2 separate regions of the Homo sapiens genome follow, and region 2 is linked to region 1. A link is a contact called in ENCODE Hi-C or POLR2A ChIA-PET data. All regions are on one chromosome and are shown on one strand. Each heading gives the region's core, a stretch centred on a gene start or an enhancer-like site at or near the end of the contact. The rest is flanking DNA. Distances are from core to core; before and after follow the strand shown.

Region 1 (4,145 bases), core at 75-2,574:
ATCAAACCTATCTGCAGAGCCAAAAGCCATTCTGAAACTCCGTGTCCTAGAAACAAGGGTTTCCCATCTTTTCAAATATTTTAAGATAAAAATCGCAACACCCTATAGGAAAATGGCTATATTTTTAGCAAGAATTGGTGGAGAAGACAAACGATAATAAGCTACTATGAATCCAGAAGCTGCTTAAATGGCCGTATTCACAGCAGCCCTTGCAAACATTAATTAGAGTAGTACCCATTATGGGTGAGGACTTTTTTTTTAACCACAGAGAATATCTGTGGGTGCATCCAGATTGCTCAGTGGTTCCGTTTAACCCACCCGGTAACTGGCAATCATGGCCCTAGGACAGGCTTCTCCACCGGGGCGATGCTGCCTCCAAGGGGCGCAATGTTACTTTTTATGCATCAAGCACGGATAACACATACAGCACATAAGCAGGTCGACAGTGTATCTGCGGTACTGGGATTTCACGGGGAAAGGAGATGGGGACGTGTAAAAAGCCTTTTTAAGAGTCAGATAACGAAAAACGGAAAAAGAGGAGAAACACGGTCCTACAAGGGTCCTGAGCTGAGGCCATCAAATGAATGTACTGACAGGTATTTTTCTCCCAGGCAGCCAACTGAGAGTCAAGGCACTCTGACCGTGCTATGACTCCGGCCACACAGAAAGAGGTGTTTTCCCCTCGGTGGCCTCCAAGCGCAGCGGGCACTGCGTGCCATCCGCTCCCTCACCGGGCGCCCCGCGCGGATGAAACGGAGCAACTGGGAAAGAGCTCTGGAAACTGCAAAGCGCTGCGCCAAAGCGACGGGAGGTTCCCATTCTCAGCTGTACGAAATCCCGCGGGGGTCCTCCGCTTCCCCGAGCGACGCCCTCGGCCTCCGCACTTGTTGCTTCTGCGCCCCGCCTGCGTCCCCGTCAAACCCACCCTTCGCGGCCCCCTCGCCTCTCCACACGCTCGCACTCAGGCCCCGACCCTGCCCCGCGACCCCCTCACCCACGCCACGAAGCCCGCTCTGCGTGGCAGCCCCGGAGACAGCCGAGCCCCCGCCTCCGCCCCCTGCCCAGCTCAGGCCGCCAGCCCCTGCCAGCCGACGCCGCGGTTTCCTAGACAGCCGCGCCGCCGTTCCGCAGCCTCGGGGGCGCGCGCGCGCGGCCGGCGGGAGGCGAGGGCGCAGGCGCGGGCTCGGCCAAGCCGCCGGCGCGAGGCCTCGCGCGCGCCCCCGAGCGCGGTGGGCGGAGGGGCGGAGGGAGCGGCGGGGCCGCGAGGGGGCGGGGGGGCGGAGAGGGGAGCCCCGGGAGCGCGAGCCGCGGCCGGCGCCGCTGCAGAGCCGAGCGAATCCCGAGCCCGGGCAGCAGGTATGTGTCCTCGCAGCCGGCCGCGGCCAGAGCTTCCCCTGCCTCACTGCCCGAGTCTTGTGGTCGGGGCGGGGGGTGGGGGGACCGGTCAAGGTTTGCAGGATGCGTGCTCGGAAGGGCTGGGATCTTGCCGCTGACCTTCATCCCCCTGGCCGGGGGAGCCAGGCGAGGGTGCGTGGGGCAGCCCAGGGCTTCAGCTCCAGCCTGGAGACCTGCTTCTTGTCACATGCTTCTTATTTATTTTTGCAAACTGCCCTGGTTCGGGTCCAGCTGCAGATGCCTTACCTCCCATTCTTTGCCTCCGTGTGCCATCTTGCATTTATTAATAAAACATGCAAGCTGGAGGGGGGGGTTGCTGCTGGGGGGAATCCCATTGCAGTATGGCAAGCGGGCGCCTATTTTCGGTTTTCAGACGTGGTATAGAGGTGGAAATCCCACACCCTGAGGATTTGTGGCTTGGTTGGTCGTGACCACTTCCTAGTGGGCTTCCCCCGTTTGTCGGGAGGTGCCCCAGCGGCAGAATGGGCTGTCTGGAAGGGATGGTGGGTCTTCACCGTCAGGCCAGAATCCCCTTCAGGGGACAGGTGCAAGCTAGGGCAGGCAGTTCCCTGCTTGCTAACTTGCCAGGGAGGCTTAAACCTAGAAAATTGTCTCCCTTGATGGCCGAGAAAAGATGGCCTTCAACAGAATCCCTGGGACTTGCATACTCAAACTCATTACGGTTTTGCATCTGAACATGACTAAAGCTAGCCACCTGTTGGAAGTCAGACCCCATGAAACACCCCCGTAATCTAGCTCACCCATCCCTGTTTCACAGTCACCAATACTGAGCTAGCAATAGGCCCATATGGGTTCCCTCTATCCTCTTTAATGCTGCTTGGCTTTTCTTTTAAAATAAGACCTACCTATGATTTGATGCCCTATATGTGAGAGGTTGAAATTATATGATTTGTTTATATTCCATACACCTATCACATCATATCCTAAAGACTGAATTTCTCTTCAGTGCATGTGTTTATTTCCCTGGCTTTTCACCTTGCTTTGAACAACAGTGGGAAAATGGGATGTATATAACTGCTTACCTCCTCCCCCAAATACCTCCACCCTAAAATATTGTGATGAAAAGAATAGTAAGAGCTAGAAGCAAAAAATGAAAATGGTTATCACAAGATGTTGGGATATGATAGCTGAACCGTAATTGCTTCTAAAATGGTCAGAGTGTCACATCTAATCACGAGAAGGACATGTTTCTTAAATGTTCATATGTACCAGGTACTGAGCTAAAACTATTTGTGTATGAGCTCATTTAGTCCTCACAGCAAACCTGCTATGTCCATGTTGAAGATGAACAAGCCAGGACTTAGAAAGGTTAACTAACTTGCCCAAGGTCACACAGTCAGGGACAGGGTAAGGATGCAAACTCAAGCACATGGGGATACTGGAGGTGGGGAGCCCTGAGGGGGCTTTTCCTCCAGGTGCGGCTGCTCCGTGTACCTTTTCATTAAAATCAAGCTTATGCATGAGCATGTTGGCTTGGGTCTAATTTTCCATTTCATAGATTCTGCACCAACTTTGTGGCTTTCCAGTAAGAAAAGCAGTTGTTTCAGAATGGATCAGTATGGAATTTTTTGAGGTGGCACTAAACCTATAAAAAGTGGGGTCCAAGATGTGCTTCCATTTAATTCTCACACACAAGGAGTTGAGTTTAAAAAGTTGTTTCCCTCCAGATTTAAACCCATAAAACGTATATGCATTAAGTAGAATGAATCACTCCCATTTTCCATTATCGCATCCCACCCTACCCTCCTTGCTGCCCTTCACACTATCTTCTGGTCTCACTGCCAGTCATCAGAGCAACATTGTCTATCACACTTGCCTGTGAGTGCCTTAATGGGAGGAAGGAATCCATCCGTACCAGCCGTGGCTCGTAATCCAGTCTCTCTATGATTGTAGCAATTATGCATTCAAAGTTCTTGGAATCTCTGCATTCAGCTATGGATGTGTATTTAATCATTTTTTTAAAGTGCATTATTATAATGCAGGTATTGGATTTTGTTAAACATTCCTAGCAGTTCTCATGGACTTAGAAATTGCTGTAGTTGCATCAGTGAAAATTCACCCAGTGGGGCTAATAGCTTTTCTACTCAGGTCACATAGTTGAGATAGTGGTGAGAAAGGTATAGGTGAATAGAAGGAATTATTTGGAAAGTATATCCCATGCAAATAACAGCTTTTAATTATAAATTGATGAATAATATTAAGTAGGAAATATAAGACTATCTCTTTTAATTTTATAAGCTCTGTTTTTGCCTTGGTCAATGTGATTGGTTTTAGAGCAACATGATGTTACCTTTTTCATTACACTGTTCTTTTGAAACAGTATAGCGGTTTGTACATAGTATTCTTGCCTCGTGGGAAACACTCAGTTTAGGAGGAGCACATTCCCTGGTGTTTACAGAAATGCTGAGACAGGATCTTTCTGTCTTGGGGATTTCCAGTCTATGATCAGATAAACTCAAGATGAGTCCTGATGTTACTGGGCAAGAAGCAGAAAGCAAGAGGTGTTACTTGATTTCTGGGGAGGAAATGAGTTTTCCTGTGGGGAGCATCACTATCTTCTTCAGTTGGGAATCTCATGATTGAAGAGTTTGAGAAACGGACTAGTCTGCTGTCTTCCATTCAAGCAGGATTTCATTTAATGCAGAGCTGAGAAGGCTTTATCGTGCAAAGGCCAATTCAGGAAATATAAAAGTGTTTCTGGACTACTTTTTTTTTCTCTTAAAACATAT
Region 2 (4,789 bases), core at 591-3,090, 47 kb after region 1:
TGGCTAAATAGTGAATACTTTAGGTTTTCTGGGACACATGGTCTCTGTTGCACTATTCAATCTTCCATTGTAGTACAAAAGCAGTCTGACAGTATATAAATGATTGAGCATGGCTGTGTTCCAGTGAAACACTGCTTACAAAAACAGGCAGTGGGCTGGTTGTGGCTTGTAGGCCATGATTTGCCAAGCGCTGCTCAAAGAGATGGCAGGAATGATGTCTCCATTATCTCCATAGCCCCCATACCTGGTGTGGGATCTGGGCACCAGGCAGGGGCTCAGGAAATGTTTGAATGGATGAGAGATGAATGGATGTGCTAGAGTAGGTGGTTAGGCCTGCCAAGATATGTACATTATAGACAGTGTTCCCTCCTATATACAGGTTCCAGCAGATTTGTCAATGGCCAGTTTTATTACAGTAACATTGTGTACAGGGAAGGTTTTCATATGGAAACATGAGCCTGGATACCCAGGAAAGATCAAAGGTGGCCTCACGTTCTACTGTGTTCATGCTAAACTGCCACCCTGTCTAGCAACCTCTCTCCTCCAGATTCCCAGATGCACAGGCCCCCAGTTTAGCGGGATCAGGCTTTTCACAAACAAGCCCTCTGTGTTCATCCTCCCTCTGCACTGTTTCTGTGTTCCCCTCTGCCTCCCATCCCCCAGCCCCTGCAAAGAATAAGTACTCATCAGGTACCTGCCACGTGCACGGCATGGTGGGAGAATCAAAGATCCGCACTGAAGGAGCTCACAGTCTGGTACATCCCACTGGGAATGCCCTCTCCCTACCCGTGTCATATTCACAACTGACTTCCTTAACTGCCCCCCAAACCATCTGATTTCCCCCATCCTTTCTACTTTTTTTAAATTGACAAATAAAAATTATATATATTTATAGTATACAACATAATGTGTGTTTTTAATTTGTTTTGTGTTTTTGGTTTTGGGGGTTTTGGTTTTTTTAGAGACACGGTCTCGCTCTGTCACCCAGAGCTGGAGTGCAGTGGCGCAATCACGGCTCACTGCAGCCTCAAACTCCTGAACTCAAGCGATCCTCCTGCCTCAGCCTCCCAAGTAGCTGGGACTCCAGGTGCTTGCCATCACACTTGGCTAATTATTTTATTTTTTATTTTTGTAGAGATAGAGACTTGCTATGTTCCCCAGGCTGGTCTCAAACTCCCGGCCTCAAGCAATCCTCTTGCCTTGGCTTCCCAAAGTGCTGGGATTACAGGCGTGAGCCACCATGACCAGCCTACAACATGATGCTTTGAAACATGTATACACTGTGGAATGCTAGATCAAGCTAATTATCATATGCATTTACCTCACATACTTATTTTGTGTGTGTGTGTTGAGAACACTTAAACTCTAGTAATTTTCAAGTATACTATCTATTGCTATTAACCATAGTCCCCATGTTGTGTTCTTTCCTGCTTCTTCCAAGTCCTGCTCTCTGGTGGGCTCTCTTGGGTATGAGTTGATGGTGGATGTTATCTTCCCAACCACACGTAAACTCACAGAGCACAAGGACAGTAGAGTATGCTTTTGTTTCTTCTAGACTGTCTCTGTCCCACGGAAATATAACATAAACCATGTATGCCATTTAAAATTTTCTAGTTAGCACATTTTAAAAAGTGAAAAGAAACAGGTAAAAATAATTTTAATATCTTTTATTTAACCAATATGTCCAGAGTATTATTATTTCAACATGTAATCAATAGAAAATATTGTCAATGAGATATTTTGCATTCTTTCATTCATACGAGGTTTTCAGTTTCCAGTGTGTATTTTACAAGCACGGCACATTTCAGATGAGCTAGCTGCATTTCAAGTGCTCAGCAGCCAGGCGTGGCTCGTTGCCCTCATACCAGAGTATGTCGCTCACACAGGGCACATGGTAAATGTCTAATAAGTGACTGCGTTGAGTACTTCCTGGGAGGTGCCTTACACTTACATTCTAATCCTCATAGCACCATTATGAAAGAAACTGTTATGCCCATTTTCCATATGAGCAAACTGAGAGTTAAGAGCTTTCTTGCACCCAACTAGTAAGTAAGTTATAAAGTTCAGATTTGAACCCAACTCTGAGTCCAGAGCCTGTCCTAAAATAGAATATTCAAGCCCTGGAAGATTCTTTAGAAAATTATTCAACGTGTAGCTCCATAAATATCACTTGTGTTCCCAGCACCTAGTCATGTGTCAGCCATGTCCCAGGGGCTCAAATATAGTATTTGAATGAATTAATCTGATCTCACATTACAGATGTGGAAACTGAGATCCAGAAAGGGAAAGAGACTTGTCTAGATCATTCAAAAGGAGGAAGTCTACTCTAGAACCCACACTGCTGATTCCCACTGCACTACTCTTATTCCATATCCTTCTGTCATCCCAAGAAACCATAGGAGTTCAACATCTGAAGCTTTCTTTGCTTTGGGGGGAACATTTTAGCAGGCACCCTCTTCCCTTTGTCCACAACCTCAGAACTTGCCATACATCGTCCTTTTTCATTCTCTTCCTTTCTCCTTACTCTGGCTACCCAGCAGCCTAAAGGGTGGCAGAGCAGCTGAGCCTGGCTACGTGAGGCTCCAAGGAAGCCTGCACAAACAAGCAAAGCTCATTGCACGGGGGCACCACCCCCAGCTTCTATCTCAGGGTCATGCTCTGTCGTGACAACTTGAGCCATTTCCCTGGCAGGAGGGCAGCACGAATCTCCGAGAGGGTCACACTAACCTGCAGCCAGTGGCTGCCTGCCATGCCTGGATGCCTGGCATTGGAGCCTGGTTGCTGAGGCACCCTCGGGTTTGCTCAGTGCCCAGCCAGTCAGCAGCCTTCCAGGGAACTCCCAGCAGTCTCCTCCAGACAGGGTCACAAGAAATGTCATAGATTGTAGAAGCTTAGAACTGAAAGGGAATTTAAAGATCATTCATCCCAGTGCTTTTCAAACTGTAACGTCTTATAAATCTCCTGGGGATCCTGTTAAGCTACAGATTCCTGATTCACTGGGCCTGGGATGGGGTCTGAGGATTTGCATTTCTAATGAGCTCCCAGGTGATGCCAGTGCTGCTGCTGGACCCGGGACCGCACTTTGAAAAGCAAGGATCTAAGAAATCAAGAAACACAGAGGGCTTCTTTGTGAAGAGCCTGGTCCATTGAACTGGGGGCCTGTGCACCTGGGAACCAAGAGAAGAGAGGTAGCTAGACAGGGTAGCAGTTTAGCATTGATGTAGTAGAAGGTGAGACCATCTTTGATCTTTCCTGGGTATCCAGGCTCATGTTTCCATGTGAAAACCTTCCCTGTACACAATGTTACATTCTTGTCACCCCTTTGTTAGAGGTGAGAAAACTTAAGTGTGGGGGAGATTAATTAAATTCAGGGTACAAGTCTCCTAAGTAATAACTATGGTACTAACTGTATTTACTATCTGTAGAAATTTTTGGCACTCATCATAAACTACTTTAATATCCTCTCCTTCCAACTAGACTGTTGGAAGCAAGGCTGTATCTTACTCTCCTGTGTATCTCCCTTTGGTCCCACCCGAGAGGCCACATGAGCTGTGGAAAGCACATTACCTGGGACCGGGTCACCTGAGAAGATCTTTGTATCAGATGTTCCTGGGATCAAAGGCACAGTGGAATGAGCCCCAAGTTGGAACCAGAAAGACCTCAGCAGGTAGCAGACCTGAAGTGCAAGGTGAGGCTGGAAGTGGAAACAGAATGCAGGAGTTGGCAAGCTGTCCAAAGGGTCAGGTGGAGTTGTTCTGAACTCAGTCCATGGATTGAGAGGGAAGGCTGCTGGCTCACCTCATTATGTGGTGCCCAGGGCATGAGAAAGAGGCAGTGGGGCCATTTTTCAAGCAAGAAGCCAGGCCCAACACCAGGTTCCTCCCAAGGCTGTAGGATTTATTGAATAAATGCATAAAGAAAGGCCAAAAAAAACACAGCAGTGATAATTAAACATTTTTAAAGACTCCGCATGCTTGGCAATGATTACACACTTTCTGGCACACTTCAAAAGTGGCAATAGCCAGGTGCAGTGGCTCATGCCTGGGGTCCCGACAACATGGGAGGCTGAGGCAGGAGGATCGCTTGAGCCCAGGAGTGTGAGGCTCCATGAGCCATGATCCTGCCTCTGCACTCCAGCCTGGGTGACAGAATGAGACCTTGACTCCAATAAATTATAAAAGTGGCAATGACAGGCTTTTCTTTTTTCTTTCTTTTCTTTTTTTTTTTTTTTTGAGACAGGATCTTGCTCTGTTGCCCAGGCTGGAGTACAGTGGTGTGATCATGACTCACTGCAGCCTCAACTGCTGGGCTGAAGCAGGAGGCTGGCTAATTTTTTAAATTTTTTGTGGAGACAAGGTTTCACTGTTTTACCCAGGCTGGTCTTGAACTCTTGGCCTCAAGCGATCTTCCTGCCTTGCCCTCCTAAAGTGCTGGGATTATAGGTGAGAGCCGCCATGCCTGGCCAGGTTTTTCTGTTTGAGTTAAAAGTCAATTTTTCTTTTCTTTTCTTTTCTTTTTTTTTGAGACAGAGTCTCACCCTGTCGCCCAGGCTGGAGTGCAATGGCGCGATCTCAGCTCACTGCAATCTCTGTCTCCTGGGTTCAAGCGATTCTCCTGCCTCAGCCTCCCGAGAAGCTGGGATTACAGGTGCACGCCACCACACCTGGCTAATTTTTTTTTTGTATCTTTAGTAGAGATGGGGTTTCACCATGTTGGCCAGGCTGGTCTCGAACTCCTGACTTTGTGATCCACCTGCCTCAGCCTCCCAAAGTGCTGGGATTACAGGCAT

What was found. Hi-C counts contacts between places; a loop is a spot of excess contacts on that map. ChIA-PET counts read pairs that join two places held with the same protein, here RNA polymerase II (POLR2A). Pooled maps may share reads with other maps.
Region 2: a loop to region 1 is called in a map of psoas muscle, with 2.1 times the contacts of the local background. The contact joins the enhancer-like site here to the promoter of TMEM266 in region 1. A Hi-C loop is called at or near these places in 3 of 168 maps with a recorded cell type or tissue (CD4-positive, alpha-beta memory T cell, Caco-2 and psoas muscle), 1 of 37 single-sample maps with no recorded cell type and 1 of 50 pooled maps. POLR2A ChIA-PET finds 5 or more read pairs at or near these places in 7 of 52 experiments (AG04450, BJ, HEK293 and 3 more).

Annotation. Positions count from the first base shown.
Region 1 is chr15:76,058,661-76,062,805 of GRCh38, forward strand. TMEM266 (transmembrane protein 266) reads left to right here and starts at 1,325. Exons shown (of 11, transcript NM_152335.5): 1 at 1,325-1,356. It also overlaps a transcript of NRG4 not described here. RefSeq lists a silencer at 318-367.
Region 2 is chr15:76,105,496-76,110,284 of GRCh38, forward strand. The region is part of intron 1 of TMEM266 (transmembrane protein 266); the gene reads left to right. It overlaps LOC124903531 (a long non-coding RNA gene), which reads right to left. Exons shown (of 3, transcript XR_007064723.1): 2 at 3,568-3,694; 3 at 2,263-2,897. Among named protein-coding and RNA genes, the nearest start is that of TMEM266, 48 kb to the left of the region's middle. Within about 2 kb of position 1,841, at least 3 of the 41 ENCODE cell types and tissues checked have a DNase peak (open chromatin) inside an H3K27ac peak, as active enhancers do; they include psoas muscle, where a contact is called at or near this core.